Regions from separate parts of the Homo sapiens genome. Here region 1 is linked to region 2. The links are chromatin loops, found by intact Hi-C in ENCODE. Cell type or tissue: PC-3. All regions are shown on one strand.

Region 1 (5,000 bases), 61 kb after region 2:
CAGTATACCCAGGGAAGCCAAAACATTGGATACCCCTGGACTATACTATAATTTTTATTGTTATTTTAGAGCATATTCCTTCTGCTTATATATTAAAAAGTTACCTGTAAAACAGCCTCAGGCAGATCCTTCCAGAGGTGTTCCAGAAGATGGCATTGTTGTCCTAGGAGATGACAACTTCATGCATATAATTGCCCTTGAAGACCTTCCAGTGGGAAAAGATGTAGGGGAGGCCAGATGTAGTGGCTCAAGCCTGTGATTGCAGCACTTTGGGAGGCCAAGACGGGCAGATCACTTGACATCAGGAGCTGGAGACCAGCCTGGCCAACATGAGGAAACGCCGTCTGTACTAAAAATACAAAAATCAGACAGGCATGGTGGCGTGCACCTGTAATCCCAGCTACTCAGGAGGCTGAGGCAGGAGAATTGCTTGAACCTGGGAGGCAGAGGTTGCAGTGAGCCAAGATTGCGCCACTGGACTCCAGTCTGGGGGACGGAGTGAGACTCTATCCAAAAAAAAAAAAAAAAAAAAAGATGTGGAGGAGAAGACAGTGATATTGATGATCCTGGCCCTGTGTGGGCCTAGGCTAATATGTATGTTTGTGACTTAATTTTGACAAAAAAGTTTTAAAAGTAAGAAAAAAATTTAAAAACCTTAAAAATAGGAAAAAGGTCACAGAAGAGGATATAGACTTTTTTGTACAATGTGTTGTACAATGTGTTTGTGTTTTAAGTGTTATTACAAAAGAGTCAAAAAGTTAAGAAACTTTAAAAGTTCATAAAGTAAAAATGGTGCAGCAAGCTAAGGTTAACTTATTATTGAAGAAAGAAAAATATTTTTATTAATTTAGTGTAGCTTAAGTGCATAGTGTTTATAAAGTCTACAGTAGTGTACGGTAATGTCCTAGGCCTTCACATTTCACTCAGCACTCACTCACTGACTCACCCAGAGCACCTTCCAGTTTTTCAAACTCCATTCATGGAAAAAGCCCTATACAGATGGACCATTTTCAACCTTTTATGCTGTATTTTTACTGCACCTTTTCTATGTTTCGGTATGTTCAGATACACAACATACTTACCCGTGTGTTGCAGGGGTGTTACAGTTGCCTACAGTATTGAGTACAGTAACATGCTGCACAGTTTTGTAGGCTATGAGCAATAGGCCATACCATATAGGCTAGGTGTGTAGCAGGCTGTGCCACCCAGGTTTGTGTAAGTGCACTCTATGATGCTTGCACAACGACGAATTCACCCAACAACGCATTTCTCAGAATGAATCCCTGTTGTCAAGCGATGCATGACTGTGCCTTTGATAGTTCCTTACAAATTGATCTTGAGTGTGTATTCATGTGTAACCTAGTTACTGAATAATGCATCTCGAAATGTTGGATTCTTTTTGCATCCGCCTGTGCTGTGCTGCCTTCCATGGAGCTCTATGATGACTGGCACCTCCTGGTGGAGGCATCCTTCCCACATTACCCCCAGTAAGAGCAACAACAGGCAAGGCTGTCCTCTTCCCCAGGAGGGGGAAGGTAAAGATGGAGAGTCAGGAGAAACCAAGAGTTTCCCAGTGGCAGAAGCTCCGGCTCCCCTGACCACACAGTGTGGGTTTTCACCAGAGCTTGAGCCTTAGCATCAGCCACTCCTGCGTTCAACAACAGCTTTGGTGCTTAGTGGCTGGGTGATGCTGACCCAATATAGATGTCAGTAGAGTGTACATTTTGCAAGGAAAAAAGCTACTGTTCTCATTTATTATTTCATATGCTTGTTACATCTATTGCTGGATAAATTTGTGAATACGCACATCTTAGTGAATCAACATATCTAATAAAATGTTTTCATTCATCAAATGTGGTTGTGGAGGTAAACCAATTTTGTAAATCTGAGATTGAAGGAAACACTTTATTTTGGGACTAATGACTGTTAGCTGCTATTATTCTTGTTAAAATAACTGAATATTTCCAGATTCATTAGCGACGAGCTTTACTTAAAGGAAATCTCAACCTATAAAATCCATTTGTAGAATATTTGTGAGATTGTATTTAACGCTAAGAAACAATTGCTTTGCTAAAAGATTCTTGGCTATAGGAAAGAATTAATCTAGCATTAATAGCAGACTTCCCTGAAGAATCTAGATATTTGTTTACAGTTTTCTTTACAACTTAGCTTTAATTTGAAAACCAAAAGTGTTGGAAATAACTTTGGATTTAATTGAAAAGCAATAAAATATACAGACAAAGCTTCCTTGGAATAAAAATGAAAGCCAGTGGGACGTCATAAATCATTCTACAAAAATATACTTTTTGTTCAACTGTTTTTAGGTGCATACGCCAGGTAAATTGGCTGCAGACATAATAAATGCATACTACACCCCCTGGTGGAACATTCATTTGATAGGTAGTTGATAGCTTTTTATCTCTTTAAATACAATGTGCTTATTTAAATGTCTTTGCCTTCTTAGTTGATTGTCAGTTTATGTTCATTTATGTCAACTTATACCTGTAAGTTGTGTTTATAAGTATGTATATATGGCTATACTAAGTATGCCCAATGATGAATTAGATTACCCAGGCAAAGTAATTTTTATAATACATGTTCTAGTATACTATATTTCTAAAGATTTATTTTGAGAATTCACAAAGAATTTAAAATCATGTAGATCATGTATACCTGCTAACTTCTAGCAGTATTTTCACATAGAAATAAACTTGGTAGATTGCTTGAACCAGCTATCTCATTTATTGACAAATGACTAAACCCTCCTACTGAAATGTAAGTGCTTTCTATATAAAGATTTATCCAACTAGGAGAGCAATGTGAAACTCAGAAATTTGCTTGGACTTGAAAGGACTGTGAATTAAAATAGTGGGAGTTGCCAAAGAGATAGGCTCAGAAAATCTCCAGACTTTACATAGACGTTTAAACAAAGACACAGGAGGGGAAATTGATTGACATTCATTTACCATGGATGAAGGATTGTCGGTTTCAACGTTGTATTTTTCATTGATGTACAGTTTTAATTTGATTAGAATGAGATTCCCTACATTTCTGTCGGGAAATGATTTTGTAGCACCCACCTAATAGTCTCAATAAGTACTTTAATGATTTGAGTATCTCTTATCTGAAATGCTTGGGAGTGTAAGTGTTTTAGATTTTGGATTTTGGAATATTTGCATTATACCAGTTGAACATCCCAAATCTAAAATCCTAAATGCTACAATAAACATTTCCTTTGAGCATCATGTTGGTGCTCAAAAACTTTCAGATTTTGGAGTATTTCAGATTTTGGATTTTGAAATTTGGAATTTGGTATGCTCAACCTGTATTGGGTATATTACTTTTAAATTATATTCAGTCCCTTGAGTTATTGCTATAAAAAGCCAGTTATTTCCAGGGTCCAGAAACGAGTCAGAGATGGAATTCTGCATATGTCTTCATAAGAAGGCAAAGGCATCTAAAATTATAAACTTTGTTTTTTTACTTCTGATAAGAAGTCACTTCTGAGTGAATTTAGAGTTTATAATGACACTGTGATTACTTGAAAATGAAGGATTGGTCATGCATATTCAATGTAGTAAATACAGTAATAAGTTTTCTAACTCATTTTCTTCTCCGACAATGGAAGCTGCAACATGTGCTTGACCCAGGCTAGTTGTTTAGCTCAGAGATTAAAGATTGCACACAACTTGGTAAAGTGCTGATAAAACAGCAACAGGCTGGGCACCGTGGCATGCACCTGTAGTCCCAGCTACTCGGGAGGCTTAGGTGGAAAGATTGCTTGAACCTAGGAGTTCAAAGCCAGCCTGAGCAACATAGTAAGACTCCATCTCTAAAAACAAAACAAAATAAAAACTCAGCAATATTTCAACTCAGAGCTAAAGGCAGTAATCTGGAAGGAGCAGTAATCCCCCTCTTAGAACAGGAAAAAAAGCCAAAGAAACAGAAAACTCCTTTGGGAGATCTGAAATAGCATGGAAAACAACAGTCTGAAATATGAAGAGAGATAGACGTGTCAGGAAGAAGCAGGACTTGGACATTTGCTTACATGGGGAACACCACACAAGACCGTATGAGCCAGTAAGAAGATCTGGCTAGAAACTTTAAACAAATTGCTAAAGGCTGAACATGGGCTCGCAGGAGAGGGTGGCAGACCCGGGGAGGTTTGTACTTTGTTGTAGGCGTCTCCTCTGCCAGGTGCCCCAAGGGAAGACCTGGGAGAATCTCGAGAAGCCTTTCCTGTGGTCTTGACCGAGGAAGTTGAACAGCAGCCACTGCAGAACCTCTAGCTGAACCCATGTCCTTCATCTCTCCTACTGACTAGAACATTAATCTTCAGGAAGGATACAGAACTGCAGCCTGAGGGCACTGGTGGATCCCTCTAGAGAAGGGGAAGAAGAATGGCAACCACTAGCAATATTCAACTCAGAATCATATTCCCTGTCATTCCTAAGAAACAAATGCCCTAATCTACAGGAGGAAGGGCAACCAAAATGTATCCTGAGGTTCCTGGTGGAAACTCACTGTACCCAGAGGAGGAGAAAAGAAGAACACAAAAAACTCTACCCATGGGGAAGGGGCAGGAATGTGTGCTACCTAACATTACGGTATATCTGGAGAAAGCTCAGGAACACTTGTGAAGGACACACCACCAAGACTCTTGTTCAGAGTGCCTACCTGAGGCTGAGGCTTAATCGGAACATCAGATACCATCTTCTCTCCTCCACTCTCCAACCACCACACTAACAAGCTTTGAGAAGAATAACAGTGGAATACAACTTGGAGAACCATGCAAAGGGAGACCCAAAGCCAAGGAGGGACACTCATAGCCAAGCAGATAGCAGTCTTCACAAACAACTAGACTCCTGACCACATTAACAGAAACCTCCACACTGAAGAACTAACAGAGGAGGAAGGCATCCTCATCTCCAAGCATGCAATGTGCTTACCTGGAATCCACTGTCCTAGATGACATGTTTGGCTTTCAACAAAAAATTACA
Region 2 (5,000 bases):
AATTGCTAGGGCCATGCCTTGGGCCCAGACTACAGTTTCTTTATGTGGGCAACTGTCATGACGACAGCCTTGAGCCTTGCATTGAGTTCAGTTCTGTCACATTAAAAAGAAAATTCTCCATTAAAAATAACTGAGTAAGTAAACTGGAACAGGATGGCCAGTGGATTATGCAGGCTTTACCATGAGCTCCTGTCTGTCATGATATGCTCTTTCATCAGCCAGACCTTCCAAGAGAGATGCCCCTTCTCTAGAGGTGAGCCTGCATTGGGCACTGCTGTGAGGGATGAGTGCTTCCCAAATGCAGCAGTCCTCATGAACCAGGCAGACTGAGGATGTGCTTCAGCCAGGGCTGCAGCCGGTCTGTAGCCACTGCAGGACCCCCCAGGCTTCTGTGCAGTGCTGTCACTAGCTTCTTTCACAGCTGGATAGTTTCTACCCTCCCTCTGGGATATTTCTGCAACATTTGACCTCATAAAAATATAGTGTCTTTAGAATGCCTAGATTGGTTAACGATAATTTATTCGGCAGAGTGGGGCTTTTGAAACCCCCTTGTGCAGATTAATGGCTGTTCCCTGGACATCAGGCAAACCTCAACAGTGCAGTTACTTGTGTCTTCATTTTATATATGTTCACCCACAGAGAGCTGGGAGCTGAGCTCTCTCACATAAGCAGGAACAGCCAAAGAATGCGAAGAATGATTTATGGGTTGCAGTGAGAGAGGGTGGGGAGAGTGAGGGGGAGAGAGAGAGAGACAGAGAGAGAGAGAGAGAGACAGGCAAATGAGGACCAATCATGCCAAAATGAGACATGATTTGCTGCTATTTTCCTTTCCCAGCGTGTTTTTCCTGGGTGCCTCCCCAGCAGAGCTGTTCAGTCACTTCTGTTGTGTGTGCTCATGCATAAATTCAGGTCAAGTACAAAACCCTGATTTCTCTATTCATCATAGGAACGGGTAATGTTCTTATCAATACATAACAAGAAATTGCAACTAATTTGGCTCATGACCTTCTTCTTTTATCATTAATGGTTGAACTGGTGTTTGCTTAGCCATTAATGCATTCAGTTCAGTAAACTAAAGCTGTTTGAAATTTTCACTAATCCTTTTCCATTGAGGGTTTCCCTGGACCAAATCACTTCTGAATAAAACAAAAAAGTGAATGCGTGCACAGGTTTCTCAGATTTTCCGGATCAAACATCATTTACAGGGCATACCATTTTAAAATGCGATTTTTTTTTTCTTTTCAAATCACCAATCCCATAGTACTGGAGAATGAATGAACTGTTTACTGAAAATATGAATTGCATGAACTTACCCCATAAAGTGTTCAAGTACTGAGGGCTTTTTTTCAATGAAAAAATGAAACAATATATAGAATAAAAGTAGAAAAAATGGTTTAACACCTAGCTTTTTTTTTTTTTTTGAAAAGATGCTTTTCAAATGAATCCGTCTTTGCTATTTAATTTACATTTTGAGGGCTCATTAGGATGATGAATGATGAGGCAGGAGAATAAAATATACTTCCTGAACAAAAGACAATCTCTGTAGCCTAATAACATTTTATGCCAGCACTTACATTTGTCAGAAGTGGATGCTATTTATCCCTATGATTATTTAAAAATCATTTTTATTGTCCTTTGTGCTGTGTCCTCTTCTGGGAATTTTAATTCAGAGTTTGACACCTACTTATTAACTTCCATGAAGTATAGAGTACAAAGGCCTATACTCTATAAAGAATTCTAAATAGCCGTGTTTATATTGCCTGCAGCTGTACACAAATTAGCTCAGTTTGGATTTGTTTCTATCAGAAATAGAAAGCCTGTTGGAATAGCGGGTAGCCTCTGCTTCCTCCGTGAAGTAAGTGCTCTCTGCTGTCTGCCCCCATCTGAACCAAGTGGGACTTGCGGGGTAGACAGAAGGGGAATTTTCCTAATTATGATACAGCCCTTATGCATAAGTACATTACTTCCATTTCCTTTGCCTCCTCCAACTGCTCGTCCCAAACAGCACTCCGTCATCTGTCGCCACATACAGATGCCCGTTCTTTCCTCTCTGATCTCCTTGCCCAGCCTACACTCCAACTCCCACACCCTCACTATTATTCCAGATTGCTTCTTCCTGAGCCATCTGTCTCCCTGGCTGTGGATTTTCCCAGCTACTCAGTGGGCTAGATTTTTTTCCAGGGTGGGTAGCACCTTTTGGAAATTGAGTGGGAGTTCTGGATGCCAGATGACATGCAGGCCAGGGGTCCTAGTGTGAGGGATTCTCCACGCTATGGCATAGCCCATAGCGCCAGCCCACGCTGCCCATCCCATGGCCGCCTGTCAAGCCTTGATTTCCACCCACCACCTCAGAATGCCAAAGAACTTTACTTGTGATTCATCCTAGAGGTTTTATAAAAGGTCAGGTGTCTGTTTGGTCTTTCCCGAGGGGAAAAACAGCTCTGCCGCTGAATCAGAGGCCTCAGGGTGAGCCATATCCTGGGGAGATGCCACAGCCAGCCCCAGAACACAGTTGGGCTCTCCAGGGGCGCGTGACACAAAACCAGGCAGTGCGTGTCTTGCTTCATTAGCTTTAATAACATGTACAAATGTTTCGTTGTCATTTCACTCCCGTTCCAGGCTCATGCCTGCTTGCTTCAGGTGATATTATGGTTTTTAGCAGGCTGGAAATAAAACAACCACCCACAAGAATTCAAAGATGAATCCTTGGAAAGTAAAATCTTTACTCCTATTTTAAATCTGTCTTACCAAACGATCCTTGCTGCTAATACTTCAAATCGATATTCTACAGGGAATCCAGCTTTGACTTATTGGTCTGGCTTCATTAGCAATTAAATGAACACGTAACCATCTGACCACCTTTATTGTTATTTTAGATAATATTAAAAAGTGATGCTCTGTTTGGTTTTTAACTGTTTTTATATTTTAATGAAAGTTACAGTGATAGCTGATACTCATACCTGTTAAAAGAGTTTGTAGCTACTTTATCTGTTCCCATGGACATTAATAGTAATCAAAAAGGACATAAAATACTCAAGAAAGTGGTGGACATTAAGACTAGGGTTTCTGTATTTAGGTCGCAGAGCACAGATATGGTCCTTGGGCACGTTGGCAAGATGTGATGGTTTGTGAACTTGGCCACGTGTGAAATGATGACTAATTTATTTTGCTGCCTTTGGCAAAATACACAAGAGTATAAGGACCATTCTTTTATACCCTGTTGACTTGGAGCAAACTATCCAAAAGCTCCAAATCATCTTGACAGAGAAACTCTTTTCATTCTCCTACCCACGAGGTGATAGAGAAATTCTACAAAGGTTGCTTGCTGTACCTCAAGGAAATAGAAGAAATACTGATACACACGCTGTAGTTTTTAATGTAGTGCTTCATTAATATTATTAATATTGTTGTTATACACGTTTATGGAGCTACTAGGAAGTTGATGAGCACAGCCCAGAAGATACAAACATGGTCCCTGTTCACAGTCAGAATTTAAATAAGCTGGAAGATGGATGTGATACTATGGATGGTATAAACATAGAAGTTCAGGGAAAGGAAATGATTTCAAGAAAGGAATTCCATGAATCTGCAGAACTCATTATGAACTGTGTAGGGACGTCACTGACTTTTTTCAAAAGCATAAATAATAGGTATCTTTGTTAAAGAATACAATCTGGAAAACAGTTTTAGAACTGCGTGCTTTATGTTTCCTTCACCGTGATCAGCTCCGGAATTTTTTTCAACCCTATGAGTTATCACTTCAGTGCTTCTTACCCGCAGATTCCTGGGCTGCCCATGAGTATAGACTTGATGCACATAAAAAAATTCTGACATCTTCTCTCTGAAGTTACCTAATTTTGTGGCCTTAGGGTTATCTAGTTGTTTTTTTTCTAACTTCTGTCTAGTTTCATTTAGATATTTGAAAGACAGTCCATGGACTTAAGGAATCCAAAGTGAATCCAAAGGGCTATTGTTTAAATCTCTGTGAAGTTTATTGGCCAGAATGCTCTAAAACAGAAAGTCTAAACCAGGTTTTGTTGGCAGGCATTGGGAATCCCCTAGCCAACCCTCCTTTTACTTTTACTTGGGAGACTTCATTATTTCCAAATCAAGAGTTTGGTGATAGTTTTCTTAGGGAATTGATGGAAATGTCTTACCTCTTCTTACATTTACATTTACCATTTACTATGTTTTTATTTTATGAATTCAGTAGATGCATACCCCCAGAGAGCATGAGACTTGGAAGAAATACAAGTCAGTGCCTCCTGGCAGAAACCTGAAATTTTTTTCCCTTAATTTTTATTAAAATCTACTTGTTATAAAGTAACATATTAAAGGGAGAAATCATGAGACTTTGAGTTAATTTGGAAGGCTCTGGGTGTTTAAAAATCCATCATGAACTCTTAGTGTGTCCCAATAAGTACATGATTACAGGTTGAAAATTTTCCCTGACCCTAAAGTACAAAAAAGTCTGATTAAGTCTAATCAGGCAGGGAAGAGCGTTCCATTGCAAGAACTGTTTCTCCCCAAAGTTGTAATTTAGCCACTTAACATTCAACCAAAAGAATTCTGTTCCAAGGTCAAATTGACCTGCCTGGATTTTTCTTCACAACTCAAAGCTCACGGATGACCTAGAGAATATTGCCATCGAGGTTAGGCAACCTTCCTCTTTCCGCTTCTTGTTTTCTCCTACTGCTTACCACAAATTTGCATTTTATTGGATGTCTATTTTTTTTCAACATAGGACTTAACTGTTAGGTGTTTCTGCAACATTTAATGATTACTAATCAAGGTAAGCTGACTGATAGTATCATGTCTGTGGAACTGGGGAGCAGTGTTGAGGGTGTGATGTAATAATAGAGTGATTTGATTTGATGTGTTCATCCAACATGCATTTTTTTAGTGCCTTCAGTACTTCTTACTACTCTCTCTCCAGCACCTAGAATAGCATCTGGCCCACAGTGGGACTTAGTAATACTTATTGCATGAATGAATAGTGC

The links. A loop is a pair of places that touch in the nucleus more often than their neighbours do. Peaks named below come from ENCODE experiments on the same cell type or tissue, not always from the same donor. Only the 100,000 strongest peaks of a DNase experiment are listed, where the experiment ranks them.
Region 1: a loop joins it to region 2, with 3 times the contacts of the local background. A loop is called at or near these places in 4 of 110 quality-filtered maps.

The regions. Positions count from the first base shown.
Region 1 is chr2:99,816,404-99,821,403 of GRCh38, reverse strand. All of the region lies in intron 8 of AFF3 (ALF transcription elongation factor 3), which reads left to right. Among named protein-coding and RNA genes, the nearest start is that of AFF3, 320 kb to the left of the region's middle. In PC-3, CTCF peaks have their summits at 125 (motif pointing right), 1,473 (motif pointing left) and 2,359 (motif pointing left); a DNase peak (open chromatin) is centred at 2,373.
Region 2 is chr2:99,877,828-99,882,827 of GRCh38, reverse strand. The region is part of intron 7 of AFF3 (ALF transcription elongation factor 3); the gene reads left to right. Among named protein-coding and RNA genes, the nearest start is that of AFF3, 260 kb to the left of the region's middle. In PC-3, no CTCF peak of the experiment used is centred here; DNase peaks (open chromatin) are centred at 697 and 2,447; H3K4me3 peaks cover 1,040 bases; H3K27ac peaks cover 1,399 bases.